Linked DNA regions of Homo sapiens: region 1 is linked to region 2. A link is an interaction called in ENCODE POLR2A ChIA-PET data of the cell type or tissue named here. Cell type or tissue: GM12878. All regions are shown on one strand. Each heading gives the region's core, and the rest is flanking DNA. Links, peaks and the distances in the headings are about the cores only. Region 1 holds the start of LOC105372379 (a long non-coding RNA gene). Region 2 holds the start of ZBTB32 (zinc finger and BTB domain containing 32).

What was found. Peaks named below come from ENCODE experiments on the same cell type or tissue, not always from the same donor. Only the 100,000 strongest peaks of a DNase experiment are listed, where the experiment ranks them.
Region 1: POLR2A ChIA-PET joins it to region 2 with 6 read pairs; 1 of 35 experiments calls an interaction of 5 or more read pairs at or near these places.

What each region holds. Positions count from the first base shown.
Region 1 is chr19:35,196,488-35,211,832 of GRCh38, reverse strand. LOC105372379 (a long non-coding RNA gene) reads right to left here and starts at 6,712. Exons shown (of 3, transcript XR_935938.2): 1 at 6,557-6,712; 2 at 5,441-5,680. RefSeq lists enhancers at 1-156, 6,053-6,222, 7,198-7,715, 7,716-8,233, 8,234-8,751. In GM12878, for the core only: no CTCF peak of the experiment used is centred there; DNase peaks (open chromatin) are centred at 5,242 and 6,402; H3K4me3 peaks cover 1,318 bases; H3K27ac peaks cover 3,037 bases.
Region 2 is chr19:35,696,366-35,711,710 of GRCh38, reverse strand. It overlaps ZBTB32 (zinc finger and BTB domain containing 32), which reads right to left and starts at 7,153. Exons shown (of 7, transcript NM_014383.3): 1 at 7,088-7,153. RefSeq lists enhancers at 102-571, 9,374-9,613. In GM12878, for the core only: no CTCF peak of the experiment used is centred there; a DNase peak (open chromatin) is centred at 9,240; H3K4me3 peaks cover 1,822 bases; H3K27ac peaks cover 1,542 bases.

The DNA.
Region 1 (15,345 bases), core at 2,365-10,364, 500 kb after region 2:
TTCACAGCTTCTGGCCTCATGTCCTGACTGCCCCCCACTCCCAGCCCCTGGTATGCTGGTGTTGCCACAGTGTCCAGCCACCTATCTCTCCTCCACCACCTCTTCCTTCCTCCAGAGGCAAGCAGTAGTCACATTTCTGTTGTCATGTGTCTCTCACAATTTCCACATTTTTTTTTTTTTTTCAGAGACAGGGTCTTGTTCTGTTGCCCAGGCTGGAGTGCAGTTGTGCAATCATAGCTCACTGAAGCCTTGAACTCCTGGGCTCAAACAATCCTCCCACCTCAGCCTCCTGAGTAGCTAGGACTACAGGCATGCACCACCATGCCCTGCTAATTTTTAATTTTATTTATTTATTTATTTTTTCATTGAGACAGAGTTTCGCTCTTGTCGTCCAGGCTGGAGTGCACTGGCGCGATCTCGGCTCACTGCAATCTCTGTCTCCCATGGTTCAAGCGATTCTCCTGTCTCAGCTTCCTGAGTAACTGGGATTACAGGTACCTGCCACCATGCCTGGTTAATTTTTGTATTTTTAATAAAGACAGGATTTCACCACGTTGTCCAGGCTGGTCTCGAACTCCTGACCTCAGGTGATCCACCTGCCTCAGCCTCCCAAAGTGCTGGGATTACAGGCATGAGCCACCGTGCCCACCTAATTTTTAATTTTTTTTTTTTTGTAGAGACAGGGTCTCACTATGTGGCCCAGGCTGGTCTCAAACTCCTAACCTCAAGTGATCCTCCCACGTTGGCCTCCCACATGGTGGGATTACAGGCGTGGGCCACCACGCCCAGCTGCCTCTGCATGTCTTAAGGAGATGTTTATGCCACTGATTTGTGATTGTCAACGTTACCACAGAGCCCTTCTCTGTTGACTTCCTGCCCTGGAAGGGGAGGAGTGGATTCAGACCACTCCCCTTCTGATGTAATGATGCCACGCAACCTCCCTGGTCTCAGGGTCCACATCTGTGAATGAGAATAACAGTATCTATCTCAGAAGGTTGTAGTGAGGAGTGAACAAATTCATTCACACGAAGCACTGAGAACGGGCTTTGCCCACAGTACAGGCAGTGTGTGAACTCTCACTGTTGTTCATAACTATGATCATCATCACTTTTATTTTATTTTATTTTATTTTATTTTATTTTTTGACACGGAGTCTCACTCTGTCACCCGGGCTGGAGTGCAGTGATATGATCTCAGATCACTGCAACCTCTGCCTCCCGGGTTCAAGTGATTCTCCTGAGTAGCTGGGATTACAAGCATGCGCTGTCACGCCTGGCTAATTTTTGTATTTTTGGTAGAGATGGTGTTTCACCATGTTGGCCAGGCTGGTCTCAAACTCCTGACCTCAGGTGATCGATCCACCTGCCTCAGCTTCCCAAAGTGCTGGGATTACAGGCGTGAGCCACCGCACCTGGCCCCATCATCTAGATTCTACAATTGTTAACATTTTTCTGTATTTACTTTATTACATATCTATCAGTCCATTCCTCTATCAAGTCATCTGATTTTTTAAAAATGTATTTTTAAAGAAGGTTAAAGAATTTTAAAGCAGACATCAGTACTCTTTACCCTTAAACATTTCAGGATTCATATCACCAACTGGAGTTCAATGTTTGCAGTTATCTTTGAGATTTTATAAATTTGCATGCAATGAAATGCACACATATGAAACATCCATTTGCTGAATTTCTTAGTATTGTCATTATTATTTAGAGATGCGCTCCCACTCTGTACCCCAGACTGGAGTGCAGTGGTGTGATCATAGTTTACTGCAGCCTTGACCTCCTGGGCTCAAGCGATCCTTCTGCCTCAGCCTTGAAAGTAACTGGTACTACAGAAATATGCCACCACGCCTGGCTAATTTTTTTTTTTTTTCTCCACAGGGTGAGTTCTATGCCTGGGGAATTAAAACAATTTTTTTTTTAAAAGAGATAAGGTCTTTCTGTGTTGCACAGACTGGTCTTGACCTCCTGGCCTCAAGTGATCCCCATGCATCAGCCTCCTCAGTAGCTGAGATTACAGGCATGAGCCACTGTTCCCATCTCCATTTGCTGAGTTTTGACCAATGAATGCACTTATGTAATAAGTATACGCTTCTGCTTTAGACTACAAGCCCCTGTTAAGATAAAGAACATCTCCGTGACCCCTGCAAAATCCCCTTATGCCCCTTCCCAGATAATCCCCACCTCCACTCCATCCCCAAAGGCAATCATGGTTTTGATATTTTTATACCTTTACTTTAAATTTTCAGGATGGATGACAGGTGTGTGCTGGGAGGGACCTTAGTTAAATTTTGTGATTGGCGGCTAGAATTGAAAAAAAACAAAAACAAAAACAAAAAAACAAAAAAATACCTCATTGCGGCCAGGCGTGGTGGCTCATGCCTGTAATCCCAGCACTTTGGGAGGCCAAGGTGGGCGGATAGCTTGAGGTCAGGAGTTTGAGACCAGCCTGGCCAACATAGTGAAACCCCATCTCTACTAAAAATACAAAACTTAGCCCAATGTGGTAGTGGGCACCTGTAATCTTAACTACCTGGGAGGCTGAGGCAGGAGAATTGCTGGAACCAGGAGGTTGTAGTGAGCTGAGATGGCACCACTTTACTCCAGCCTGGGCAACAGAGCAAGACTCCATCTTAAAAAAAAAAAAGAAAACCTCGTTGCTCCCTCCTGTGGAATATGGATACCTAATTAACATGATCACATACAGCAATGACTGGCTTGGAGGGGAGGAGGCATCCTCAGTGCTGAAAGGTGGGACAATGTCCACTGAGGGCTCTGGTCCTAGCACTGAATGAGCCAGGCTCTTTCAATTCCTGGATAAGCACTTGTTCACCCATTGTATGTGGACCACTTACCCTGGCTGCCTCATGTAGGATGCTGTTGGCTGCAAGTAAGAGAAGAATAAATTCCAAACATCTTAAAACAATAAGGATGCCAGGCACAGTGGCTCGTGCCTGTAATCCCAGCACTTTGGGAGGCCGAGGCAGGCAGATCGCGAGGTCAGGAGATTGAGATCATCCTGGCTAACACGGTGAAACCCCGTCTCTACTAAAAATCCAAAAAAATAACTAGGCATGGTGGCGGTCGCCTGTAGTCCCAGCTACTCGGGAGGCTGAGGCAGGAGAATGGCGTGAACTCAGGAGATTGAGATCATCCTGGCTAACACGGTGAAACCCCGTCTCTACTAAAAATCCAAAAAAATAACTAGGCATGGTGGCGGTCGCCTGTAGTCCCAGCTACTCGGGAGGCTGAGGCAGGAGAATGGCGTGAACTCAGGAGGTGGATCTTGCAGTGAGCCGAGATCGCGCCACTGCACTCCCGCCTGGGGGACAGAGCCAGACTCCATCTCAAAAAAAAAAAGCAATAAGGACACGTATTATTTTACAGAACTGCTGGTCCCCCAAAGGCGGGGAGGTTCTCCAGGGGTCAATGCATCAGTTGAATGATGTTCTTATAGACTCAGGCTCCTCAGCATGTGGGCAATGTCATCCCTCACGGTGGTAACGTGGCTGCCACAGCCCCAGCCATCATTTCCTATAGGTGCAAAGCATCACAACCGTATACTTCCTCTTGCTAAAATCCTACTCTACCCATTTCCTTTCTGTATTTTCAGTGTTTAGCCTCTCTGATTCTGCTCTTACTACTAACTCATGAGATTTCAACTCATGGCGACTATAGGTGCTCCGAAGTGCTAATGAAAGAAATTGCAGAAAGAAAAGAAGAAAAATGATGTCTTTCTCTGTGGCTTCAGAATCATCCTCAGCATCATAAAACTCTGTTTGCAAATATTCTTTGCAGGCCGCAGGGACTTCAGAGATCATCAGTATGTCTTGTCAAAGAAACTTTAACATTCCAGCATCTGTGATTCTGGGACTAATACTTAAATTGCATGTAGATTCTGAAAAGGATAAATATTTGTGAATTTTTTGTTAAACCAGAGGAATATTTTTACTACCCCCTCTTCTTCAACGTGGATGAAAGAGAAAGCAAAAACACGTGATGCTGTTAGAACTCTGCTCTAGACTAAGAGTTTGAGAGCCCAGCTTAAGCCAGCAAATGCCTCCTCACACTGCCACATTCTCTCTGCGAGGAAAAGAAAAAGTTTATTTCTCTTACATTATTATTTTTTTCTTTTTTTGAGATAGGATCTCGCTGTGTCACACAGGCTGGAGTGCAGTGGTGTGATTATGACTCACTGCAGCCTTGATCTCCCAGGTTCAGGTGATTCTCCCTCCTCAGCTTCCTTAGTAGCCAGGAATACAGGCACACACCGCCACGCCTGGCAAATTTTGTGTATCTTTTTAAAATTTTTTTGGAGATGGGGTCTTGCTATGTTGCTCAGGCTGGTCTCGAACTCCTGGGCTCAAGCGATCCTCCTGCCTTGGCCTCCCAAAATGCTGGGATTACAGGTGTGAGCCACCACACCTGGCCTCCTACAGTACTTTTCTTTTTCTTTTGAGATGAAGTCTCACTCTGTCACCCAGGCTGGAGTGTAGTGGTGCAATGTCCACTCACTGCAACCTCCGCCTCCCAGGTTCAAGTGATTCTCCTGCCTCAGCTTCCTGAGTAGCTGGGACTACAGGTGCACACCACCATGCCCAGCTAATTTTTGTATTTTTAAAAATAGAAATGGGGTTTCATCATGTTGTCCAGGCTGGTCTCGAACTCCTGACCTCAAGTGATCTGCCCATCTTGGCCTCCCAAAGTGCTGGGATTACAGGCCTGAGTCAACATGCCTGGCCTCCTACAGTACTTTTTAAGAGCAAAAACATTTTACCCCAGATGCCTTCCACTAGCCAGCCCCCAGCAGACTCCCCCTCCAAGTCAGTCACTGCTGTGACTTCTCCTTGGCCAGGAGTGTGTCCCAGCCTTTTCCAGAACCAATCACCAACAAGAAGACAGGAGAACTATGCCTGGCTTAGATCACTCAGAGGCTGAGGGTACTTTTTCTGAACACATGGTCAGAGCTAATAAACAGGCTAATAAAATTAAGGCTCTGCTTACAAAGAAGTAAAGGAAAATGGGCTTGCTTATTAATAATGCAGATTCCCAATTCCTGCTGCTAGTTGCACGGCTGCTTCTGTAGACACTCTGCCTCCGTCTGGCCTGGCACTTTGATCTTGTTTTTATGCCTCAGGATGAACGAACCTCAAACACCCAGGCTTCTTAGAATAGAAGGTCCTAGAGGAGGAGTGGTTTCTGAGAGAAGGAAGCACCTGCCCGCATCTCTTAAAAGGAAAGTACCTAAGCTTGACTGCCTGCTTATCTTTGAGGTTTTATTATCAATCAGGCCTTCTGGCACAAGTGATTAAAACCCAAACTAGCTTAAGTACAAAGAGAATGTATTGGTTCTTAGAATGGAAAGTCTCGGATTTCAGGTATGGCTGGATCCAGGTGCCCCTGCAATACACTCAGGATTATGCCTCTCTCCCTCTCACCTCTGCTGTCCTCAATATTGACTTCATTTTCATGCAGCAAAGATGACCTCCAGCAGTTCCAGGCTTAGAGCATAGCAGATAAGTAACCATAGCAGAAAAAGAAACACCACTTTCCCAATAGTTCCAGCAAAAGTCCTGCAGCTGTCTCTCATTGGCTTTACTTGGAATGGCGTGTTCATTTCTGGATCTGGGAAATGTAGTTGGCTGTGTCCGAATCACATAGACTAAGAGCAGGGGAGGCTGGTTCCCAAAGAAAATGAGAAGGGTAAACGAATGCCCGTCAGGCTAATCTCTCTCTTGTGTGTAGAGAGAGCCCCGGAGAGCATCAACCTGTCCTGTTTTACCATGAAGAGCATTCAAAAGCTAACAGGGTGATAGGGGTTTAGTAAGTTGGGAGTGGTCAGGGAGAGGTCTTGGAAGAGACAGTGTTGAAAGCAAAGCCTTGAGAGATAAGAAGTCAGTGTTTTAGGCGGCAGGACCTGTGAGGGCAAAACACCTGAGAAAAATCAATATTTGACAAATGAGTGGCTAAATGAATGAATGAATGAGTGAATGATTAAATGAATGAGTGGGTGAATGACTATAGACAGACACTGTAGACAAAGAGCCCCATCTTCTTGCTCAGAAGGACCCACCAGCCCCTGTAGTAATGGGAGAGCTGGAGTTGGGCTGCAGACCTTGCAGGGAAAATGGAGAGGGAGAGAAGGAGGAGGGGAGAGGAGGGAAGGAGGGAAAGAGCCACTCGGACTCCGCAGGAGCCAGGAGGAAGGGCCAGATGGACCCTACCTGGGAGACTACATCCAACGTTTCTCTCCTTGAGGGTCCTGGGCTGCCTGGAAACCCTCCCCTCTCCACAGCCTCCATTCCCTGCCCCTTCCCTCCCCCGCCTTACTCTCACTTCCTCTTTTCTGTTCCTCTTGCATACCAAGCTAGCTCTCGTCTCAGGCCTTTGTGCTTGCTGTTCCCTCTGCCTGGAACACCCTTCTCTAAGAACTTCACAGCCCTCAGGTCTCAGCCAAGAGTCCCCTCCACCAAGCAGCCCTCCCTGACCACCCCAACTGAATTACCCATCCCTCTACGCCCACAGCCTCTTCCAAATCACACCACCCTGCATACCTTCCTCTCTCTGAAAATGTCATGTTTGTGAATCTGTTGTGGTCACAGTTGTCACCCTGTCAGAGGCGTTTGAACCAGAGCAACCCCATCTTGAGTAGGGGCCAGGTAAAATGAGGCTGAGACTTACTGGGCTGCATCCCCAGATGGTTAAGGCATTCTGAGTCACAGGGTGAGATAGGAGGTCAACACAAGATGCAGGTCATAAAGACCTTGCTGATAAAACAGGATGCAATAAAGAAGCCAGATAATACCCATCAAAACCAAGATGGCCACGAGAGTGACCTCTGGTCGTCCTCACTGCTACACTCCCACCAGCGCCATGACAGTTTACAAATACCATGGCGATGTCGGGAAGTTACCCTCTATGGTCTAAAAAGGGGAGAAATGAATAATCCACCCCTTGTGTAGCATATCATCAAGAAATAACCATAAAAATGGGCAACCAGCAGTCCTCGGGGCTGCTCTGTCTATGGAGTAGCCATTCTTTATTCCTTTATTTTCCTAATAAACTTGCTTTCACTTTATGGACCTGCCCTGAATTCTCTCTTGTGGGAATCCAAGAACCCTCTCTTGGGGTCTGGATCGGGACTCCTTTCCTGTAACACTATTATTACTGACTTATGAATATTCTAGGGTTGTTGCGAAGTCTGGGTGCGAGTCAGGCACAGTGTTTACCTGCTTGGCCCTGCAGTGTCCAGCCAGGTTCGTGGCCTCCTGCCTCTGTGACCCTGTTCAAGTGACCTCCCTGCTCTGGGACTGTCTGTTCCCCCATAATATGGAGACCTCTATATTGCTCTTCTATACCTCATGTCTGTCTTTTACACACACACACACACACACACGTGTGTGTGCATGGCTGTGGTGCAGGTTTAATGACCTCATGCAGATGTCTAGAGCATGGTTCTAGGCAGAAAATGGAAAAGTATTTATAATATAATTAGTTCAACCAGCTACAATATAGACAGGGGTTTCCTGGCAGGCCATGTGACTTCAGTAATGGCCTGGGTCTGGCTTCGCCTTTAACCCTCTTCCTAGCCTCCCCTCAGCTCTCAAGGGTCAGCTAGGGGCCATCGCCCTGCATGTAGGGAGGCTGGACGGCAGAAAGCATGAACCCCATGATGCTCCCTGTCCTGCCCTGCCCATGCTGTCACCAAGTGGGGCAGCTAGACTGAAAGGGCTTCCACAACTCTGGGGTGGGCACCAACAGCCAGGGGAGCTGGAGATTGAAGGGTAACATTGCAGACTGGAATAGGAAGTTCCCTGGCCTCCAAGCCAGGCCTCACTAGGACTCTCCTGCCCTCAAATCTGGAAGCTCAGTGTCTTCACCCTTTAGGTCTCTGGGGGATAGGAGACAGAGACTTAGGAGGGTCCAGGGGAAAAGAATTTCCAAGTAATAACATGGAAAATAAAACAAAGCTACTAAACCAAAGGATATTGCTATCAACCACAGTAGCTTTCACACTTTTGTTGTTAACTGTAAGAGAGTCATTTGACATCACAACCTAGAATATATACTTTGAACCAAAAATAAAATCCTGAGCCCCCCAACTAACTAAGTGGACCCCCTTCTGGGCCAAAGGGACCCCAGAGACATCTGAACAACTGAATTCTAGCCATGAAGAAATGGGAGGTGCACATGCCTCATTCTAGCCCCTCCCTTCTGGAGTTTAGGCCCAACTGACCAACATTAACATTAAAATACAGATCACAGGACTGACAGAGTAGACTCTTTATGGCAATCAGATCCCAAATTCCAAGCTGACCCTGGTCACATGTTCTCTGAGCGCTGCCACTTAGGAGACTTCATCTGCATAACAAGGGCCTTGTCTTCTACAACCCCTTATGTTAGCTCAAGCATTCTTTTCTAAGGACTTCTTCAGTCTTTAGGCAAAGCTTAACTCTTCCAACCAAATGGCAATCAGAAAGTCTTTGAATCCGCCTGTAAGCCCTGTTCCCCACCCTCTGACTCAAGATATCCCACCTCTTTAGGCTGAACCAATGTACACCTTCCGTGTATTGATTTATGTCTTTGCCTGTAACTCCTGTCTCCCTAAAATGTATAAAACCAAACTGTAACCTGACCCCCTCAGGCACATGTTCTCAGGATCTCTTGAGACTGTACCCCAGGCCATGGCCACTCTTATAGGCTCAGAATAAACCTCTTTAAATATTTCACAAAGTTTGGCTTTTCTGTCAACAATACACACTCACAATAAGAGTTTACCAAAGTAACACTTACTTAAGGCTGGAGACAAACTCTGATACTCTGAAATTTCTTTTTTCTTCTACTTAATTCCATTTCAGAAAAAAATTGCTGGTTAGGACCTTCTAAATTGATCTCATGAACCACTAACGAGTCACTACTCACAGCATGCAAAGCTCTAATTACACACTAGAAAGTATGTTTTAACACCAGGGGAAAATGGGAAAGTTTTACTCATAGAATATTCCTTTGCATTACACTGAATGTATTTTACTTGATAGAAAATGCTGTACTTTTGCTTAAAGCTAATTTCTACAGCAGACAGATGGAGAGTATACCATGGATAGGCACAGGCAGAGGAGGCTCTGCTTTCTGGGCCTAACTTCATTCATTCATTCCACAAATCTGTACCAGGTGTTGGAGGGTCAGCAGCAGTGGCGTGCTGTATTAATCTGTTCTCACACTGCTAATAAAGACATACCTGAAGGCTGGGTGCAGTGGCTCACGCCTGTAATCCTCGGGGAGGCCGAGGCGGGAAGATCATGAGATCAGGAGACCGAGACCATCCTGGCTAACATTGTGAAACCCTGTCTCTACTAAAAATACAAAAAATTAGACGGGCATGGTGGCGGATGCCTGTAGTCCCAGCTACTCGGGAGGCTGAGGAAGGAGAATGGCATGAACCTGGGAGGCGGAGCTTGCAGTGAGCTGAGATTGCGCCACTGCATTCCAGCCTGGGCAACAGAGCGAGACTCTCTCTCAAAAAAAAAAAAAAAAAAAAAAAGACGTACCGGAGACTGGGTAATTTATAAAGAAAAGAGGTTTAATTGACTCACAGTTCAGCATGGCTAGGGAGACCTCAGGAAACTTACAATCATGGTGGAAGGGAAAGCAAACATGTTCTTCTTCACCTGGTGCAAGAGAGAGAAGTGCTGAGCCAAAGGGGGAAAAGCCCCTTATAAAACCATCAAATCTCATGAGAACACACTCGCTATCATGAGAACAGCATGAGGGTAACCTCCTCCATGATTCAGTTACCTCCCACTGCGTTCCTCCCCCTGACACATGGGGATTATGGGAACTACAATTCAAGATGAGATTTAGGTGGGGACACAGCCAAACCATATTATGTGCTGAAGCCAGTTTATCCCAACTCACAAGAGCCCTTTGTTAAGTTTTTCAGGAGTTATGGTTGAACTCACATTGGTAGCTTGAAATCAGTCGTGGTGGAAGATTTATACTACGGAATCAGCAACTCTATAAGTCAGCATCCCCCAGCCCCTACAAGGGTTGTCAAACCTTTATGAGCACACTGCTAGTCAGCAGTGACCAAGACCTGGTCCCTGCCCTGGCACAGGCTGTCCTAAAAGGACGGGGGCACACTTTACTCAACCACAAAAACACATATAAACACGTGCCTTATGTGTGCTATGTTCTATACACCTGCTATGAAGGAGAAGTATAGGAATTCATGAGAGAAGATAACAGAAGGAATTCGAACAAGGCTTCTCCAAGGACACGAAGTTTGAGCAGAGACTTAAAGGATGAGGGGATTTAACTAGACAAAGAATGCGGGGAACAGTATTTCAATGAGAAGGAATAGTGTGTACAAAAGACCAGTGCTGAGAGAGGATGGTGAGTCTGCACAGCATAGCTGGAGTGGAGAGGATGTAGCAGCAGAGTGAGAGATGGAGATACCAGGCTGCAGATGTGAGCATCCCGGCCACGCGGGATCTGAGGCAGCACGAGGCCTCTGGTTTTTATGCAAAGAGCAATTCTCACAAAGCTACTCCCGCATTGCCATGCCCTCTTTTACACCTCGTCCTATCGGATTCTGCAAACTAGATTTATGGTGCAGATTGCACTCACTGTCCTCTTCACAGATGCAGAGGAGAGGAGACATCTCCATCTCCTCCTGACATGACTTTTGCTAACCTGCATTTTAGAAGTCAGCCTCTGAAAGGTCAGACGTGAACATGATAAGAAAAAAAAAAATCCACAGCACTGAAAAGCTCATCATTTCACTGGCAGTAAAATAAGAAGCATTTACTTTATAGTTTTTCTTCAGCCTAAAGTGAGCTTTGAGGTGATGTCAGGAGGTAATTAAGGTGGGAGCTAATCAGCCCACACCAAGAAGATACTTTGAGGGCAGCCAGGAAAGCCTCCAAGTAACAATCGAAGAAACCAGGGGTTGGCGGTGAAAGGGCACAGCTGCTTCTAGCATCTGCTAGTCTTACAGTGAGAGAAACAGAGCTCCACTTACCTGTGACCACAGAGGGCAGGAGGACTGTTAGGTGGCAATTATGAGGGGGCACTTCTAGCCCAAAATAAAGAAGGTCTTTCCTGACTAGCCAGAGGCAGGACCCCTCCCATTCAGCATTGCAAGAGGTTGTGCTTAGATAACCTGGACGGGTCCAAATTGGGGGATTCAATGTCTCCCTCTCCCATTCCCATGCCCGGGAAGTCATCTCAGCCACTATTGTCAGGAAGCGGTGGACACTCCCTTCCTAACAATGCTTCTTGCTTGTTGTATAACCTTGAGGTGGCTGCCTAAGCTCTCTGATCTAAACTAAACTGATCATCTAAAACTGGGGGCAGCTGGGCACGGAGGCTCACACCTGTAATCCCAGCACTTTGGGAGGCCGAGGCGGGCAGATCACTTGAGGTCAGGAGTTTGAGACTAGCCTGGCCAACATGGTGAAATCCCGTCTCTACTAAAAATACAAAATTAGCCGGGCATGGTGGCGGGTGCCTATAATCCCAGCTACTCAGGAGGCTGAGGAAGGAGAATCACTTGAACCCGGGAGGCAGAGGTTGCAAAGAGCCAAGATCGCACCACTGCAGTCCAGCCTGGGCGACAAGAGTGAGACTCTGTCTCAAAAAATAAATAAATAAAACGGGGGGCAATTTTAGTAGCCACCTCATAGGGTTGTTTTGAGGATTATAAGGTACAATGTGTATAGTGTTTGAAGAGCATCTGGTGCATAGTAAGTCCTCGACAAAGTTAGCTACCATCGGTAATAGTATTTCCAGCCTCCCTGCTCTTCCCCCAAATCAAACACACCTGAGATATGAGATGGGCGTTAACAAATTCTTTTACTGAAAGGTCAGTTTATTAGTTTTTACTCTGTTGCTAGTGCCAGAACCCCGATTTCAAATTGACTTAATTAGAAAGACAACAATAACAATGACAAAGATGGAACTTAATGGTACACATAACTAAAAAGTCCAGCTATATTTAGCTTCAGACATAGTTGTATCCAGGTGCTCAAAGGATGACATGAGGAGTGTCTCCCTGTCCCTTCTGCCAGTTCAATGTGCCTCTGTGTTGACCTCATTCTCAAACTGACTCCTCCCTTCTGGGGGAAACAGTGGCCACCAGCAGCTCCAGGTTCACATTCTACCATCTGAGCAACCCAGACAGAGGATCAGCAAACGTCCTAGAATTGGGTCTCAGTTCAGTGTGACCATGAATCTGTCCCAGAACCAAGAACAGTCACCAGGGTTACATAGATTCCCATTTCCCAGGCCTGGGACATATGTCCATTTCTAGAGCTTGGAGAGGGGATCGCATCTTACTTAAATCATAGGGGCTGAACATGGGTAGAAGTGCGCCCTAAAGGAAAACAGGAGTGCTGTGACCCAAAGAGGAGAAAATGGTAGCTAAGCAGGGTGCAGCAACATATGTCGCCTATAGTCATGCAGATCTCTTCTTGGAGGGCTCAAGGATGTGACTTTACCCACCTTTCTTGCCCCCCCTAGGCTTGGAAAAGGAGGTGTCTGAAGTGCAAGCTACTCTCTCCTGCTCCCTTTTTCTCTTCTCAGCCTCCCTCCAACAGCCTTCTCTTTGCAGCCCTCCTGTCTGGGGTTCTTCTACTTTCCTGTGAAATTCCATCCTTGCATTTCTTTTTTTAATTGAGACTTCAGTCAGATAATAACAGAAGCTCTCCTCCAGCCAGCTCTCCTATTCTTAAGGGGTCATACACATATTCCAGGCTCTGGTTGTGAAGTGGCTAGAATTTGGTGCCTGGATCAGTCAGGATTGAATCACAGGTGGGGGGCTGAAGCACCACTAAGATATACCTATAGACTGATTAGCTGCTACAAAAGGACTTGTTACTGGATTTGATCTTATGCAATTTAGGGAGCTGGCTAAATGGTCTCTGTCAGGTTGTTATCTTTGAGTCAGATGCTGGAACTGAACCCCATAGGTGCAGGAAGTCAGGAAGGGAAGATGGAGGAAAGGTTGGGGAGAGCAAAGAACAAGATGGAACCAACATGCATAAGCCGGAGTCCACAAGGACAAACCAAACCCCATGTGAGTTCTTTTGTAAATTTTATTTATTTTATTTTTTATATTTTTGAGACAGGATTACAGTCTGTCACCTACACTGGAGTGCAGTGGCATGATCATAGCTCACCGTAGCCTTGACCTCCCGAGCTCAAGCAATCCTCCTGCCTCAGCCTCCCAAACAGCTGGGATGCCAGGTGTGCACAACCACACCTGGCTAATTTTTCAAAATTTTTTGTAGAAATGGGGTCTTGCTGTGTTTCCCAGGCTGGTCTCAAATTCCTGGCTTCAAGTGATCCTCCCACCTTGGACTCCCAAAGTGCTGGGATTACAGGCATGAGCCACTGCGCCCAGCCCCATTTCAGTTCTTGTTGCCTCCAACCTTGGTGGTGTGGGTATCCTGGTGGAGCCAGGGTCCTTTATCATGGGGCAAAACACATATATCTGGCCCCATTTTAATATTAATGCTGGTCAGTTGTGCCTAACTTCTCAAAATGGAGGGGCTGAAATGAGGCACGTCTGACCTCCCTTCCTGTCATGGCCGGGAATTCAGTGTTTCAGGTTTCTCTGTGATCCCCCTCAGCCAAGAGGGGGTGTGTTCAGTTGTTTGGGGGGTTTAGGATTTTAGTTTTGGTTTACACTACTACAGTTTTTTATTTCTGGACACATAATCATGGCTGGCATTTATAATTATGTTTACAGTTACCTTTCCCATTACCTATTCCATATTCGCTTTGCCCTCAGCAACTACCTCATCTGGTTGGATCTTTGCCTGGTAGGGTGACCTAAACCCTCACTTCGGAAGGACCTGAGCCATTAGCAGCCCTGTCTCAATTGAGTTGCAGTAGTTTTCCATTGACTTCAATCACAAGACATGATAGTACTAAGAGACACCCTAGACCATATTCTGTATTCCAGACATACTCTTTATACTCAATTTCCCTTTGATACTCAGAATTAATTGCCTTGGCCAGTACAGTGACCTCCCCTGTGGCCTGTTGATTCAGTGGCATGAGGAGCCCAAAGTAGCCAGGGGGCAGTCTCAACTTCCAGTTCACTGGAATCATTGTTGTGTCTGCTGGTGGAAGCATCACTCCCTTTGGAAATAGGACCTCTAGACCAGAAGAACCTAGAGTTGTGGGAGGTAGCAAAAATTTTGATAGTGGATCACTAGGGGAAATAATGAGAAAATCCAATCCTATTTTCATCCCTTTGTGTTGGGAACCCATGAATCCTGCCTGGGGAAAGACAGCACCATATATTAGTCATTGATTTAGGGCACATACCACATCCTAGAGGACATTGCTCCAGCCCCACAGGTGTTGCCATATAGATTATGCTATGATCTGAATGTCTGTGTCCTCCCTGCCAAATTCATATGTTGAATTTTTTTTTTTCAGAGCCTCGCTCTGTCACCCAGAGTGTGGTGGCATGATCTCAGCTCACTGCAACCTCCACCTCCTGAGTTCAAGCGATCCTCCCACCTCAGCCTCCTGAGTAGCTGGGACTACAGGTGCGCACCACCACACCCAGCTAATTTTTGTATTTTAGTAGAGACAGGGTTTCACCACGTTGGCCAGGCTGGTCTCGAACTCCTTACCTCAAGTGATCTGCCTGCCTCGGCCTCCCAAAGTACTGGCATTACAGGTGTGAGTCACTGCACCCGGCCTCATATGTTGAAATTCTAATCCCTGAGGTGATAGTATTAGGAGGTGGAGCCTTTGGGAGGATGATTAGGTCATGAGGGAAGATCCCTCATGAATGAGATTAGTGCTGTTGTGAAGAAGACTCAAGAGAGATACTTTGCTCCTTCTACCATGTGAAGACACAGTGAGAAGGGACTGTTTATGAACCGGAGAGTAAGCCCTCACCAGACACCGAATCTTCTGGTACCTTAATCTTGGACTTACCAGCCTCCAGAACTGTGAGCAATAAATTTCCAGTGTTTAAGCCACCCAGTTTATGGTATTTTTGCTAGAGCAGCCTGAATAGACTAAGACAGATGACACTGAAACCAAATCTTCAAAAGTCCATTTCAAGTTCCAGTTCTGGGAAAGAAGTAGTAAACCCAGGCAAGAAGGAGTAAACACGTGCTACACTTTCTTTTCCACTGAACACAACTAGAAAATCCAGACAGAATACATGGCCCAGCTATTTGACAATTTTGGAAAGTCAGTTACAACAGTTGCATTGGGAAAGGAACACAAAAATTCAAAGTGCCACCAAATCAATGATGAGTTTACTATATTATTTTCCTCCTGTATCCCCTGACCTGAACTCAATACAGTCCAAAAC
Region 2 (15,345 bases), core at 4,618-12,617:
TCCTAGATGCAAATACTGTCCCTAAGCTCCCGTTTCTTCCTTTGGCTCCAGGACCCTCGAATGTTCAGACCAGCCTCCCACTCTCTCTTTCCAGGCCTACCACGCCTTCCCTCCACATGGGTGCAGGCACATGTTAACCCTTCCTAGATCAGACAGGGTGTGTCAATGGGTGAGGCTGGTGGAGGGGCAACAGGGTGGGGAGAGGGGAAGATGAGTCAGAACGAAAGGGAAAATGCAAATGTGAGAGCTGTGTTCATCTGCTACTCTGAACGTTAACTATTTTCCATTTCTGAGCTTTCCAATTCCTCACACCACCACACCCATATAAAAGACACATAAAGCATCAGTCCCTCTGATATGTATGTACGCAGAGGGAAACACCCTTCCTCCAACACAGAAATACAGAGTCCCTCAAGACAAGGAAGGAGTGCGGAAAGCCCTGAGGGACTAGCCCCAGGGATGAGGAAAGGTACAGGGGTCTGGACGATTACATGGTCACCCCTCTGAGTGTGGCCCCCTCGCTTTCCAGCCCCACATCATGTGCTTGTGACTCAGCTCCCCCGCTGGTTTGCTCATTGATGATCGAGAGAGTTGGAGACTGCTCAAAGGGCAGCATTCTGTGTAAGCCAAATATAGTTGACAGGGAGCATCAGTGGGCTTTCGGGGAACCTAAAAGGGAGGAGGGGCAAGGGAACTCCCCTTTCAGTGAACAAAAGCCCCCAAGAATGGGGAACCCCACCTAAGGATATCCCCTTAGAGACCGCCTCCTAGAATTATCTCCAGGGCCCTTTGCACTGCAACCCTTATGCTGATGACACCCTGAGCACTTCTCTAGCCTCTTCCTGCATTCTTGACAGTGCAACCCAAGCCATCCTGCACTGAGCACAGATGGCAGAAGCAGACAGCACTTTGACTTGGAAGAGTAGGGACACTGCTGGTGCTGTTTTGTTTTTATTTTGAGACAGAGTCTTGTTCTGTCACCCAAGCTGGAGTGCAGTGGCGCCATCTCGGCTCACTGCAACCTCTGCCTCTGGGTTCAAGCGACTCTTGTGCCTCAGCCTTCCAAGTATCTGGGGTTACGGGCATGCACCATCACACCCGGCTAATTTTTTTGTATTTTTAGTAGAGATGGGGTTTCACCATGTTAGCCAGGCTGGTCTCGAACTCCTAACCTCAGGTGATCCACTGCTGGGATTACAGGTGTGAGCCACCATGCCTGGTCTGTTGCTGTTCTTAAAAGTACTCCCCCTCCCTAGACTCAAAAACCTTGCCCCCCCTTCCTCTTCCTGGGCTGACTCGGTAGGAATCATCTGCAGTTGTCTCTCTGGAAAGAGCAAAGAAACAACAGGTTATGCAGACACAAGCCTGTGTCCTGCCAGAGGGTAGAGCAGGTAGAGAGATTAGGTAGGGCATGATTGGAAGGGGAGTATGTGATAAAAGGCAATATGATATCAGCCTCTCAGTCCTTTTTAATACTTATATTACTTTCTTTTTTTTTTTGAGACAGAGTTTCACTCTTGTTGCCCAGGCTGGAGTACAATGGCGCTATCTTGGCTCACTGCAACCTCCGCCTCCCGGTTCAAGCAATTCTCCTGCCTCAGCCTCCCAAGTAGCTGGGATTACAGGCAACTGCTACCATGCCTGACTAATTTTTTGTATTTTTATTAGAGATGGTGTTTCACCATGTTGGCCAGGCTGGTCTCAAATTCTTGATGTCAGGTGATCCACCCACCTCGGCTTCACAAAGTGCTGGGATTACAGGCGTGAGCCTACATGCCCGGCCTAATACTCGTATTACTGAATAAAATTTGAAATCTGATTTTTTTTTTTTTGAGACAGAGTCTTGCTCTATTGCCCAGGCTGGAGTGCAGTGGCGCAATCTCGGCTCACTGTAACCTCCGCCTCCTGGGTTCAAGTGATTCTCCTGCCTCAGCCTCCCGAGTAGCTGGGATCACAGGTGTGCATCACCAAACCCGGCTAATTTTTTGTATTTTTAGTAGAGACAGGGTTTCACCATGTTGGCCAGGCTGGTCTCGAACTCCTGACCTCATGATCTGCCCGCCTTGGCATCCCAAAATGCTGTGATACAGGCATGAGGCACCACGCCTGGCCTGAAATCTGATAGTTCTTATTCTTACTGGTAGACTTGACCAATGGGACACTAAGGGAAAAATGTGCAAGGGGCTCGGGGCACACCCTGGCTGCAAAGTCAAAGCTTCCCAGAAATCCTTGTATCATGAACTTCTTGAGGCACAACCCAGCTTGATGTAACAATGTCAACACAGCAACACAAATACCAATTCTCCTTAAATATTATAATTAAAATCAAACCATCAGAATAGACCAATGGGAGGGATGATCATTTGTTTTGTGAAAAAGTTCTCCCTCTATTTCACTTATTTTAAATATCAAGCCCTCTTCCCAAGCCAAGTTGAACAAGATTCAATTTAGAAAAATTCTGTGAACTCGCCACTCTTCCCGTGAACCCATCTCTTTCCACAAATGAAGGTGGTTAAATTCCCCACAGCATTTTATATAGATTAAGAGCGATTATCCAAATCTTACATGAACTTTAAGTATGTTTACTCTTTCGCCAGGCGCAGTGGCTCACACCTGTAATCCCAGCACTCTGGGAGGTGGAGGCAAGCGGATCATCTGAGGTCGGGAGTTCAAGACCAGCCTGACCAACATGGAGAAACCCTGTCTCTACAAAAAATAAAAAAAATTAGCTGGGCGTGGCGGCACATGCCTGTAATTCCAGCTACTCGAGAGGCTGAGGCAGGAGAATCGCTTCAACCCGGGAGGTGGAGGTTGCGGTGAGCCGAGATCGCGCCATTGCACTCTAGCCTGAGCAACAAGAGCGAAACTCTGTCTCAAAAAAAAAAAAAGAAAAAAGAAAAAAGAAAAAAAAGATGTTCCGTCTTTCTGGTTAAGTACATCCAAGACTTCCAGAAAAGAGTCACCACAAGGAGTGAATTAGTTCCCTTTTTCCCTTAAATTTGTGCTCTATATGATCCAAGAACCAGCTATAGTCATACCCAGGTGAGCTGAATCTAGCCCCTTCATAGCACACACTTTGTGGATTAACTGGAAAAAGAACTAGACTAGAAGTTGGAAAACAGGTTTCACTGCATCCCTTCACAGTGAATGGCCCTTCTCTTCAGCACTCATATGGAGCTAAGTCTTCCAAGACCCTCAATTTCCTCACAGGGGCTGTTTCAAGACCAGTACAGAATACTAGTGTTGACTTAAACCTGGGCAAAGGGTCCCATTTGGACCTCCTCTGGCTGTATCCCTTCGCATAGGCTGAGTCAAAAGGCATCTAGAAAGTGCCTACCCGGAACTGTGAGCTCCCACCTCACTTCTGGACCATGCTCTGAGAACTCAGCACCCTGGATTTCCTGGACCAAATGACTCTGAGGCCCCCTACACAGGACTCAACCCCAGGCCTGTATTCATGAGAGTGGACTCTGACTGATGTACACACACGCTAGACCCTGATTTTGTGTAAGGGATTTGTAGACTGAGCTTGGATGTGCAGGCTAGAATGTGAGACACCTTGAAGTATGGGCCAACACCAGGCATGGGAAGAGACGAGGGAGTCTCTGTCATCTTGCCCAGGCCCCATAAATAATATAGGAACCTACTTTATTCCAATGGTTCTAAATCTCTTAGGGAGTCACCATCAGGTTCAGAATGTCACCCATGGGACTAACTCTTCTTTTTATTGAGACAGAGTCTCCTTCTGTCACCCAGACTGGAGTGCAGTGGCACGATCTTGGCTCAGTGCAACCTCTGCCTCCCAGGTTCAAGAGATTCTCCTGCCTCAGCCTCCTGAGTAGCTGGGACTACAGGCACGCACCACGACACCCGGCTAATTTTTGTATTTTTAGTAGAGATGAGGTTTTACCATGTTGGCCAGGCTGGTCTCAAACTTCTGACCTCAAGTGATCCACCCGCCTCAGCCTCCCAGAGTGCAGGGATTACAAGTGTGAGCCACCCAGCCTGGGACCAATTGTTGACATTAGAAAATGGTAGACACAGGCCGGGTGCGGTGGCTCACGCCTGTAATCCCAGCACTTTGGGAGGCCGAGGTGGGCGGATCACAAGGTGAAGAGATAGAGACCGTCCTGGCCAACATGGTGAAATGCCGTCTCTACTAAAAATACAAAAATTAGCTGGGCGTGGTGGCACGTGCCTGTAATCCCAGCTACTTGGGAGGCTGAGGCAGGAGAATTGCTTAAACCCGGGAGGCGGAGGTTGCAGTGAGCCAAGATCACACCACTGCACTCCAGCCTGGTAACAGAGCTAAGACTCCATCTCGAAAAAAAAAAAAAAAAAGAAAATGGTAGACACTTATACCACTTGGCATATGAATGCATGACAAGAGATTGACAGATTACTCTGAGCCTCATGGCTGGAGAGGTTAACTATCGTCTAGCTTATTCTTTACCCTCCCCTCCTCATAATATACATGCATACCATTAATTGTTCTTTTTTTTTTTTTTTTTTTTTAGAGACACAGTCTTGCTCTGTCACCCAGCCTGGAGTGCAGTGGCACAATCATGGCTCACTGCAGTCTTGACATCCTGGGCTCAAGTCATCCCCCTATCTCAGCCTCCTGAGTAGCTGGGATTACAGGCATGTGCCATCATGCTTGGTGGCTGTCTGCCGAGCTGGGATTAACTGCACACTTCATGTGCCAGCACCCCGGGCCCCCACCACACCATAGAGGGAATGGCCAATTGAGCTGCCCCAATATTAACTGGTTTCGGGGTTAGACTTCCTTGAAGTCCACTCATAAGCCACTCCTTGCACCCTCACCCCTGGTTAAAGAACTCTGGGTGTACTGAAGGCACTCCGAAAGCATAAATACCACTGAACAGCTGAATGAAACTAGGTATCAACACCCTGCCCCATGAGTATAAAAAAGATCATCAGTAAAGACAACCTGGGTGATTTCCTTTATGTTATTTACTTATTTATTTTTGAGACAGAGTTTTGCCCTTGTTGCCCAGGCTGGAGTGCAGTGGCGCGATCTCGGCTCACTGCAACCTCTGCCTCCTGGGTTCAAGTGATTCTCCTACCTCAGGCTCCTAAGTAGCTGGGATTACAGGCATCTACCATGCCCGGCTAATTTTTTGCATTTTTAGTAGAGATGGGGTTTCACCACGTTGGCCAGGCTGGTCTTGAACTCCTGACCTCAGGTGATCCACCTGCCTCGGCCTCCCAAAGTGCTAGGATTACAGGTGTGAGCCACCACGCCCTGCCAAAAACCTGGGTGATTTCCTAAAGAGGAGAATATCTCACACACCTCTTCCTGTGCTCCACTACGATGTTCATCCTCCCCATGCACCTGCCCCGCACCTACAGCCTGATATCTTCATCTTCTAGGAATTATCAGAACAGGCATGGGAAAGAGTGGGACAGGGAGAATGAAAAGCTCCAGACATGACCCAATTCCAGTTTTTTTTTTTTTTTTGAGATGGAGTTTCGCTCTTGTTGCCCAGGCTGGAGTGCAATGGCACGATCTCGGCTCACCGCAACCTCCGCCTCCCAGGTACAAGCGATTCTCCTGCCTCAGCCTCCCTAGTAGCTGGGATTACAGGCATGTGCCACCACGCCCAGCTAATTTTGTATTTTTAGTAGAGATGGGGTTTCTCCATGTTGGTCATGCTGGTCTCAAACTTCTGACCTCAGGTAATCCGCCCGCCTTGGCCTCTCAAAGTGCTGGGATTATAGATGTGAGCCCCCACGCCTGGCCCTGCTTTTTTTTTTTTTTAATTAATTTTTTTTTTTTGAGACAGAGCATTGCTCTGTTGCCCAGGCTGGAGTGCAGTGGTGCGATCTCTGCTCACTGCAACCTCCGCCTCGTGGGTTCAAGGGATTCTCCTGCCTCAGACTCCTGAGTAGCTGGGATTACAGGCACCTGCCACCACACCTGGCTAATTTTTGTATTTTTAGTAGAGACAGGGTTTCACCATGTTGGTCAGGCTGGTCTCGAGCTCCTGACCTGGTGATCCACCCACCTCAGCCTCCCAAAGTGCTGGGATTACAGGTGTGAGCCACCACGCCTGGCCACCCAATCCCAGTTCTGTACAGAGCCACCACAAGGCAATAATACTTCATCCAGCGCAAACAGCTCGGCTGGGATTCAGAATCCTTCTCCCTAGAATCTCCAGAGGATTACTGGCCTAACCTCTTGGCCACATCATCCAACCTGGACTCCATACTGGGAAATCTGCCAAGAACATCTCAACCTGGAGTCCAGAACATTCACTCCCAGCCCAGGCTGGCTCCAAAGACCCCAGGAAACCTTCATGTGCACACTAGTTTCATCTCTTGGCCAGTGACTTCCTACATAACTTTTTTTTTCTTTTCATTTTTTTTCTTGAGACAGGGTCTCATTCTGTCGCCCAGGCTGGAGTGCAATGGCGTGATCTCAGCTCACTGCAACGTTCATCTCCTGAGTTCAATGAGTTCAAGCGATTCTCCTGCCTCAGCTTTCTGAGTAGCTGGGATTACGGACGTGTGCCACCACGCCCAGGTAATTTTTTTTAGAAACCCCGTAGAGACAGGGTTTCTCCATGTTGGCCAGGCTGGTCTCAAACTCCTGACCTCAAATGATCCACCTGCCTCAGCCTCCCAAAGTGCTGGGATTACAGGCGTGAGCCACCGCGCCCAGCCCCTGCATAACCTTTGGAGATCCACAGGCCTCTCCTTTCAGTCACCGGATCCAGGCTCAGTCCAGAGACCCTTGATAAGCTCTCATTGTCCGGAGGCCATACCTCATGCAGAGTTAAGGACCTCCAACTTCCCCACAACACCCTTCCTACTCAGGCTGGCCTCGGGGGCCGTGGACCAACTCAGAGAGCAAGCTGGCTTAGCCTCTGCCAAACCTAGGCCTAAAGGTGGCCAGGAGGCTGCATTTCCAGCCTCTCAAAGGCAGAGGAAAGCCCCAAGGGCTAAAGCCCTCAACCCGCACTTCCCAATCATCAACGAGGTCCAGTCAAGCCCCCATACCCCAGATTTGCCTGGGCCGGGCCCAAGCCCAAGAAAGTAAAGTAAGAAAAACTATGGCACTCACCGGCCCAGACCCTGTTCCTCCTTCCCTTTCAGCCTCACATACACCCAGGACGGCTTAAGGCCGAGTGACCGTTAAAAGTGGGGAATGGAGCGAGGCCAGGGACGCAACGCTCCCGCACGTGGTCACCCCTGGATCCTGAGGCGGACGCTGATTGGCTGCAGCGCGGGCCGCATTCTCCCGCTCAGGCCAGCTGAGCACGCTGGGCAGCCTGGGAGGCACCTAGGACAGCGCCACTCCCGCGCGTCTGCCTCGGACCCGCAGCTGATTGGCTGTGAAGGGGCAGAGCCTTGAGTCTCATTGGTCCATAGGCTTCAGGCCTCTTAGGCTGAGATTTCATTGATTTCCAGCCGGGCCCCAGCGTTGATCTGCTGTGGAGTCTGCCTTTTCCCACTCTCTCCACGAAGAGACTGGACCCTGATTCTCCTTCACCTGAACAGCCCTGGAGGCTCCCTCAGCAAGTGCTCAGGAGTACTACTGTCCTTTTTTTTTTTTTTTTTTTTGAGACAGAGTCTCGCTCTGTCGCCCAGGCTGGAGTGCAGTGGCGCGATCTCTGCTCACTGCAAGCTCCGACTCCCGGGCTCACACCATTCTCCTGCCTTAGCCTCCCAAGTAGCTGGGACTACAGGCGCCCGCCATCACGCCCGGCTAATTTTTTGTACATTTAGTAGAGATGGGGTTTCACCATGTTAGCCAGGATGGTCTCGATCTCCTGACCTCGTGATCCACTCGCCTCGGCCTCCCAAAGTGCTGGGATTACAGGCGTGAGCCACCACGCCCGGCTTTTTAAAAAATTATTATTTCATTTTTATTTTATGAACGGGGTCTCCCTCTGTTGCCGGTGCTGGGGTGCAATGGTGCAATCATAGCTCACTGCAGCCTCGAACTCCTGGGCTCAAGCAATCCTTCCACCTGGGCCTCCCAAAATTCTGGAACTACAGCCGTGAGACACCGTGCCTGACCTGCCTTTCTTGCTTCTATTTTGCCACCCTAAGTAGCTCCCATTTGCAAACCCTGTCACCTTTCTCTCAACCCTTTACCATCTGTGAGGTGTGTAGGGGGTGTGTAGGCTGCCGCCACACCTGATTGGCTGGGAGGCCCGTAAGAGCAAGCCAAGGCCAGGCACGGTGGCTCATGCCCGTAATCCCAGGGCTTTGAGAGGTCCAGGTGGTAGTAGGATCGCTTGAGCCCAGGAGGTCGAGGCTGCAGTGAGCTATGATCACACCACTGCACTGCAGCCTGGGCGACACAGTGAGGCCCTGTCTCTAATAAATAAATAAAAATAAAATAAAAGAGCCAGCCAGGCAGGGCACGGTGGCTCACGCCTGAAAACCCAGCACTTTGGGAGGCCGAGGAGGGCGGATCACCTGGGGTCAGGAGTTCGAGATCAGCATGACCAACATGGTGAAACCCCGTCTCTACTAAAAATACAAAAATTAGCTGAGCGTGGTGGCGGGCGCCTGTAATTCCAGCTACTCGGCAGGCTGAGGCAGGGGAATCGCTTGAACCCCGGGAGGCGGAGATTGCAGGGAGCCTATATCGCGCCACTGCACTCCAGCCTGGGAGACAGAGCGAGACGGCGTCTCAAAAAAAAAAAGAGCCAGCCAGGCTTCGGTGCCTGTGAACAGCTCCCTTTTCTCTCTTGTCCCACTCCACCACGATTGCTGGCACAGCTCACTCTGCCTCGCCTGGAAGCCTGGAAGTGTACAGGGACAGGAAAGACACAAGAGGGGGGCAGTGCCTTGCCCCGTGATTGGCAGCGTGACACTTGCACTTCCAATTCCCACTGCCACCTCGACTGTATGCTCAGCCAGGAGTAACTGCGCGCGGACGTGTCAGCACTCCCACCTCCAACCATACCGCAGAGGGAACGGCCGATTGCGCTGCCCCAACATTAACTGGCCCGGGGGTTAGACTCCCTCCAGCAGGGTTTCCCCCTGGGCAGGGCTTCGGGGCTAACAAGCTGCGAGCTCGCCCCTCGCCAGTCTCCCGAGGTGCTTGTCTGCGGGGCTTCTGGCCCGGCCCCCGCGGCGGTTGCACCGCTGATTGGCTGGCTCCGCTCCTTTCTAAGTGGCTTAGCCTGGGATTCGTTCTCAAGCATAGCCAATGAGACGCCAGGGCGCCTCAAGCAGGCGGGCATGACTCCACCGCTGTCGCTTCTGATTGGCCCTAAGGCTCGTCTTCGCTTTAGATTGACCAGAGAGCAGCGGGGCGGGAGCTTAGTTGAGCAGTTTCAGGCTGCGATGCGAGTTCGGTACCTTCCCGCTGCGCGGAGTGTTGTTGTGCGCGTCCTTCGCAGCCGCTCGCTGAGGAGCTGGAGTGGGGAGGAATGGGGGTGGTCAGGAGACAGGAGAGCACCTCGCGGAAGAGCCTGGGACAACAACCGGAGCTGTAGGTCCTGACCGAGACAGCCTGAGGCGTCCCTGGCCCCGATAGGGAGCGAAACCGCTAAAATGGGGGAAGGGGCCGGACGTGGTGGCTCACGCCTGTAATCCCAGCACTTTGGGAGGCTAAGGCGGGCAGATCACCTGAGGTCAGGAGTTCGAGACCAGCCTGACCAATATGGTGAAACCCCGTCTCTACTAAAAATACAAAAATTAGCCGGGCGTGGTGGGGGATGCCTGTAACCCCAGCTACTCGGGAGGCCCAGGCAGGTGAATTGCTTGAACCCGAGAGGCGGAAGTTACAGTGAGCGGAGATGGCGCCACTACGCTCCAGCCTGGGCGACAGAGCAAGACTCCATCTCAAAAAATAAAAATAAAAAATAAAGTAAAAAAGGGAGAAGGACTGGCACTGTGGTGGGAGTAATAGCACCTCGTGTTTACCGAGCCCTTTCCATGTGCCACGCTTGTGCATCAACTCGTTGAAACCTAAATAACCCCGTGAGGGAGGCGATTACTATGCCAGGTTAACCTCTGAGGGTCAAAGAGGTGAAGTCGTTTATTTAGGGTCCCGCAGCAGTTACGGGCATTGCTGGAACTCGAACCCTGCTGTGGTGAGAGCCCAACCTTCAAGCTACACTATGATTAAGTAGGATTGATTTTGTAGATGGGGATGGGGTCTGATCACATTGGCCCTGGTTTTGGGAAAATGGACTGACATGTACAAAAAGGTATTTTATTTATTTATTTATTTATTTATTTATTTTTGAGACAGAGTCTTGCTCTGTCGCCCAGGCTGGAGTGCAGTTGTGCGATCTCAGCTCTCTGCAATCTCCACCTCCCGGGGTTCAAGCCATCCTCCTGTCTCAGCCTCCCGAGTAGCTGGGATTACAGCCACCTGCCACCATGCCCGGCTAATTTTTGTATTTTTAGTAGAGACGGGGTTTCACCATGTTGGCCAGGCTGGTCTCGAACTCCTGACTTCAAGTGATCCTCCTGCCTCGGCCTCACATAGTGCTGGGATTACAGGCGTGAGCTACTGCACCTGGCCTAGAGAAAGGTATTTAAAAAATCAGTCTCATAATATCTTTGCTTTTTTTTTTTTTTTTGAGATAGGGTCTTGCTCTCTTGCCCAGGCTAGAGCACAGTGGCAGGATCATGGCTCACTGCAGCCTTGACCTCCTGGGGTCAAAGGATCCTCCCACATTAGCCTCCCAAGTCGCTGGGACTACAGGTGCACAACACCATGCATCACTAATTAATTAATTTATTATTTATTATTATTATTTTGTAGAGATGGTCTCACTATGTTGCTCAGGCTGGACTTAAACTCCTGGGCTCAAGGGATCCTCCTGCTTTGGACTCCCAAAGTACTGGGATTACAGGCACGAGCCACTGTGCCAGGCCCCAGACCAGTTTTAAGTGCTTTACCTACATCATCAGATTGACTCTTCATAGTAAACTCTATCGGATATTTACTGTTATTATTCTCATTTGACAGATACAAAAACTGAGGTTTGGCCTGGCACAGTGGCTCATGCCTGTAATCCCAGCACTTTGGGAGGATGAGGCGGGTGGATCCTTTGAGGCCAGGAGTTCGAGACCAGCCTGGCCAACATGGTGAAACCCTGTCTCTACTAAAAATACAAAAAAAATTAGCTGGGCATGGTGGCACATGCCTGTGATCCCAGCTACTGGGGAGGCTGAGGCAGGAGAATCACTTGAACCTGGCAGAGGTTGCAGTGAGCCGAGATCGCGCCACTGCACTCAAGCCTGGGCAACAGAGCAAGACTCCGTCTCAAACAAAACAAAACAAAAAAACAAAAACAGGTTCAGAGAAGAAACTGATTTTCCTAAGATCTCACTGGGAGTAATTGTCAGAGCTGGAATTTGAACTAGGCCTGTTGCAGTCTGACTCCAGAGCCTAAGCTCCTAAACATTTTTATACACTGCCTCCATCCTGCCAACTACAGTGACCACAGTGCAGACACACATGGTCCCAGGGAATCCCCAGCCACTATAGGAAACAGAATGACGCCAACACGCATTGGAATAGGCAGCCAAGGCTCACAGAGGTGAAGCTCCTCATCTCAGCTCACACAGCTAGTCCATGGCTGAGCAAGGAGTAGAATGATGCAAGACCTGAATCCAAGCCTGAGTTCTTCATCACACCTCACACTGTGTTTTTCCTATTTGAAAGATGAAGAAACGAGGCCGGGCATGATGGCTCACGCCTGTAATCCAATCACTTTGGGAGGCCAAGGCGGGTGGGTCATAAGGTCAGGAGTTCGAGACCAGCCTGACCAACGTGGTGAAACCCCATCTTTACCAAAAATACAAAAGTTATCTGGGCATGGTGGCGCATGCCTATAATCCCAGCTACTCAGGAGGCTGAGGTAGGAGAATCGCTTGAACCCGGGAGGCAGAGGTTGCAGTGAACTGAGATTGCGCCACTGCACTCCAGCCTGGGAGACACAGCAAGACTCCATCTCAAAAAAAAAAAAAAAAAAAAAACCGGCTGGGTGCTTGATGGCTCACACCTGTAATCCCAGCACTTTGGGAGGCCAAGGCGGGCGGATCCAGCTTCGGTTACTCCCTGAGGAGTAACCGAAGCTGGAATTCAGACCCAGATCTGCCTGACCCAGGAGATCACCCCTGAACCACATTACCTTCAGGAAGTGCTTGTCTGGTAGATCCTGGGTTGGATTGGTTGAGAAGTCCTCTCACTCAACAAGCCTTATTTACAGTTAGTTCATCTTGTCCCAACTTTGACCCTAAAGGTGGTTGGGAATATACTTTACAGCCTCAGAACCTTTGGAGTTTCTCACTGATTCTCACTGAGAAGCCCTAGTGATAATTGCTACAATTTTTTATTATTCATATTTTTTCCTTTTTTTTTTTTTTGAGACAGAGTCTTACTCTGTTGCCCAGGCTAGAGTGCAATGGCACGATCTCGGCTCACTGCAACCTCTGCCTCACAGGTTCAAGCGATTCTCCTGTCTCAGCCTCCCGAGTAGCTGGGATTACAGGCATGTGCCACCACACCTGGTTATTTTCTTTCTGTTTTAATAAGCTGGTCTACAATACAGGTTTCCTGTGTTTTGTTTTTTTAGAGATGGGGTCTTGCTGTGTTGCCCAGGCTGGAGTGCAGTGGCTATTCACAGGTGCGATCGTAGCACACTGTGGCCTCAAACTCCTAGCCTCGGCGATCCTCCTGCCTCAGCCTTCTGAGGAGCTGGGACTACAGGCACATGCCAACATGCCCAGCTAATTACTACAAATTATTGAATCCTTTTTATGGGCCAGGAAGGCATGAGAAGATGGAGTGAGGGACCCTGGGCTCTGGCAAGATGGTATAGGAAGGGTTGTTGGCTTGGCTTGGGGGGTTGGACTGTAAGATTTGGAGAGTTAAATGTCTGAAAGAAGTAGAAAAATAAATAAAAAGCCCCTGCCTTCAGTTGCTTATTGAGCAACTCCCCATGCCAGATCCTACACTAACTAAGCTTAACTGTACACTGAGAAGCAGAGAGCCTTGCAGCCTAGGTAGCTGAATGCTGGATCCAAACTGTCTGCATCATATCCTGGCCCTGTTATTTACTAGTTGTGAGACCTTTGGCAAATTGCTTAACCCCTCTGGGCCTTAATCTCTTCATCTGGGCATATTAAATGGTCATATCATAAATGGGCATATTAATAGTACATATTGGCCAGGCATGGTGGCTCACACCTGTAATTCCAGCACTTTGGGAAGCCGAGGTGGGCGGATCACCTGAGGTCAGGAGTTCGAGACCAGCTTGGCCGACATGGTGAATCCCTGTCTCTACTAAAAATACAAGCCTGTAATCCCAGCTACTCGGGAGGCTGAGGCGTGAGAATCGCTTGAACCCAGGTGGCAGAGGTTGCAGTGAGCTGAGATCATGCCACTGCACTCCAGCCAGGGCAACAGAGTGAGACTATGTCTCAAAAAAAAAAAAAAAAAAAAAAAAGGGCTGAGTGGCTGAGTGCAGTGGCTCATGCCTGTAATCCCAGCGCTTTGGGAGAACGAGGCAGGCAGATCACCTGAGGTCAAGAGTTCAAGACCAGCCTGGCCAACACGGTGAAACCCCATCTCTACTAAAAATACAAAAATTAGCTGGGTGTGGTGGCAGGCACCTGTAATCCCAGCTACTCGGGAGGCTGAGGCAGGAGGATCGCTTGAACCTGGGAGGGGGAGGTTGCAGTGAACTGAGATTGCACCACTGCACTCCAGCCTGGGTGACGGAGCGAGACGTCATCTCAAAAAAAAAAAAAAGGTACATACTCCCGGTCGTGGTAGCTCACATGTGTAATCCCAGCACTTTGGGAGGCTGAGGTGAGAGGATTGCTTGGACTCAGGAGTTCAAGACCAGGTTGTGCAACATGGCGAATCCCCATGGCTACAAAAAATACAAAAATTAGCCAGGTGTGGTGGCACACACTTGTAATCCCAACTACTGGGGAGGCTGAGGTAAGAGGATCACCTGAGCCCAGGAGGTAGAAGCTACAGTGAGCCATGATTGCAACACTGCACTCCAGCTTGGGTGACAGAGTGAGAACCTGTCTCAAAAAAAAAGAAAAAAAGTGTGTACCTCTCAAAGTCATTGAGGGGATTAAATGAACTAATAGAGCAGTGGTATTTCTTCTTCTTTTTTTTTTTGAGATGGAGTCTGCCCTCCAGGCTGGAGTGCAGTGGCGCGATCTCGGCTCACTGCAACCTCTGCCTCCTGGGTTCAAGCGATTTTCCTGCCTCAGCCTCCTGAGTAGCTGGGACTACAGGCGCGGGCCACCACGCCCAGCTAATTTTTGTATATTTAGTAGAGACGGGTTTTCGCCATGTTGGCCAGGATGGTCTCGATCTTTTGACCTTGTGATCCACCTACCTCGGCCTCCTAAAGTGCTGGGATTACAGGCGTGAGCCGAATAGTGGCATTTCTTCTGTTCCCCAATGCCCTGTAACCGAGTTGTTTCCTTGCAATCAGTGTCATCTGCCTTGGCTGTGGTGTAGACCCTGAAAATTAAGGGATCATGGGAAAGCCTGGGGGCAGTGTGTTCCCAGAAGCAGTAGCAAGCGCAAAAGCCCCAAGGCAGGAGTGAGCTTAGTATATCTGAGGTACAGCAGGAAGTCCACCTGGAGCCAGGCAGCTGACTAAGACTCAGGAGCTCAGCTCAACGGCACGAGTGTTCATAACAGATGTGAAAATAACCCTGTACCTTTCAGAGAACAAAGGACTTTCCCCAAGCTTTGATCTCTGGAAAAACCCCAGACCATGATTACATTTGAGGCTCAGTGTCCACAGTTGCACAGGAATGAAGCTTAGAATTCAGGTCTTCTAGCTCTCTAGGGCCCATGCGTCAAGGTCAAGAAACTTACTTTCACTCAAATATTTATTAAACTCCTGGCCAGGCGCAGTGGCTCACACCTGTAATCCCAGCACTTTGGGAGGCCAAGGTTGGCTAATCACTTGAGGTCAGGAGTTGGAGGCCAGCCTGGCCAGCATGGCAAAACCCCATCTCTACTAAAAATACAAAAATTAGCCGGGCATGGTGGCGGGCGCCTGTAATCCCAGCTACTCAGGAGGCTGAGGCACAAGAATCGCTTGAACCTAGGAGGCAGAGGTTGTAGTGAGCTGAGATTGGGTCACTGCACTCCAGCCTGGGTGACAAGAGCGAAACTCCATCTCAAAAAAACAAAACAAAAAATTCTGATGGTGCATGCCATTGGTGCTGAGCCCTGGGGAAGACCCAGCCCCTGCCTTCAAACATTTCACCTGCTAGAGAGGAATTAGACCTCAAAACATATTCTTCAAGAGCCAAGTGGAAAGTGTAGGAACTGAAGCTGAGAAGAGGCACTTAAGCTAAGGG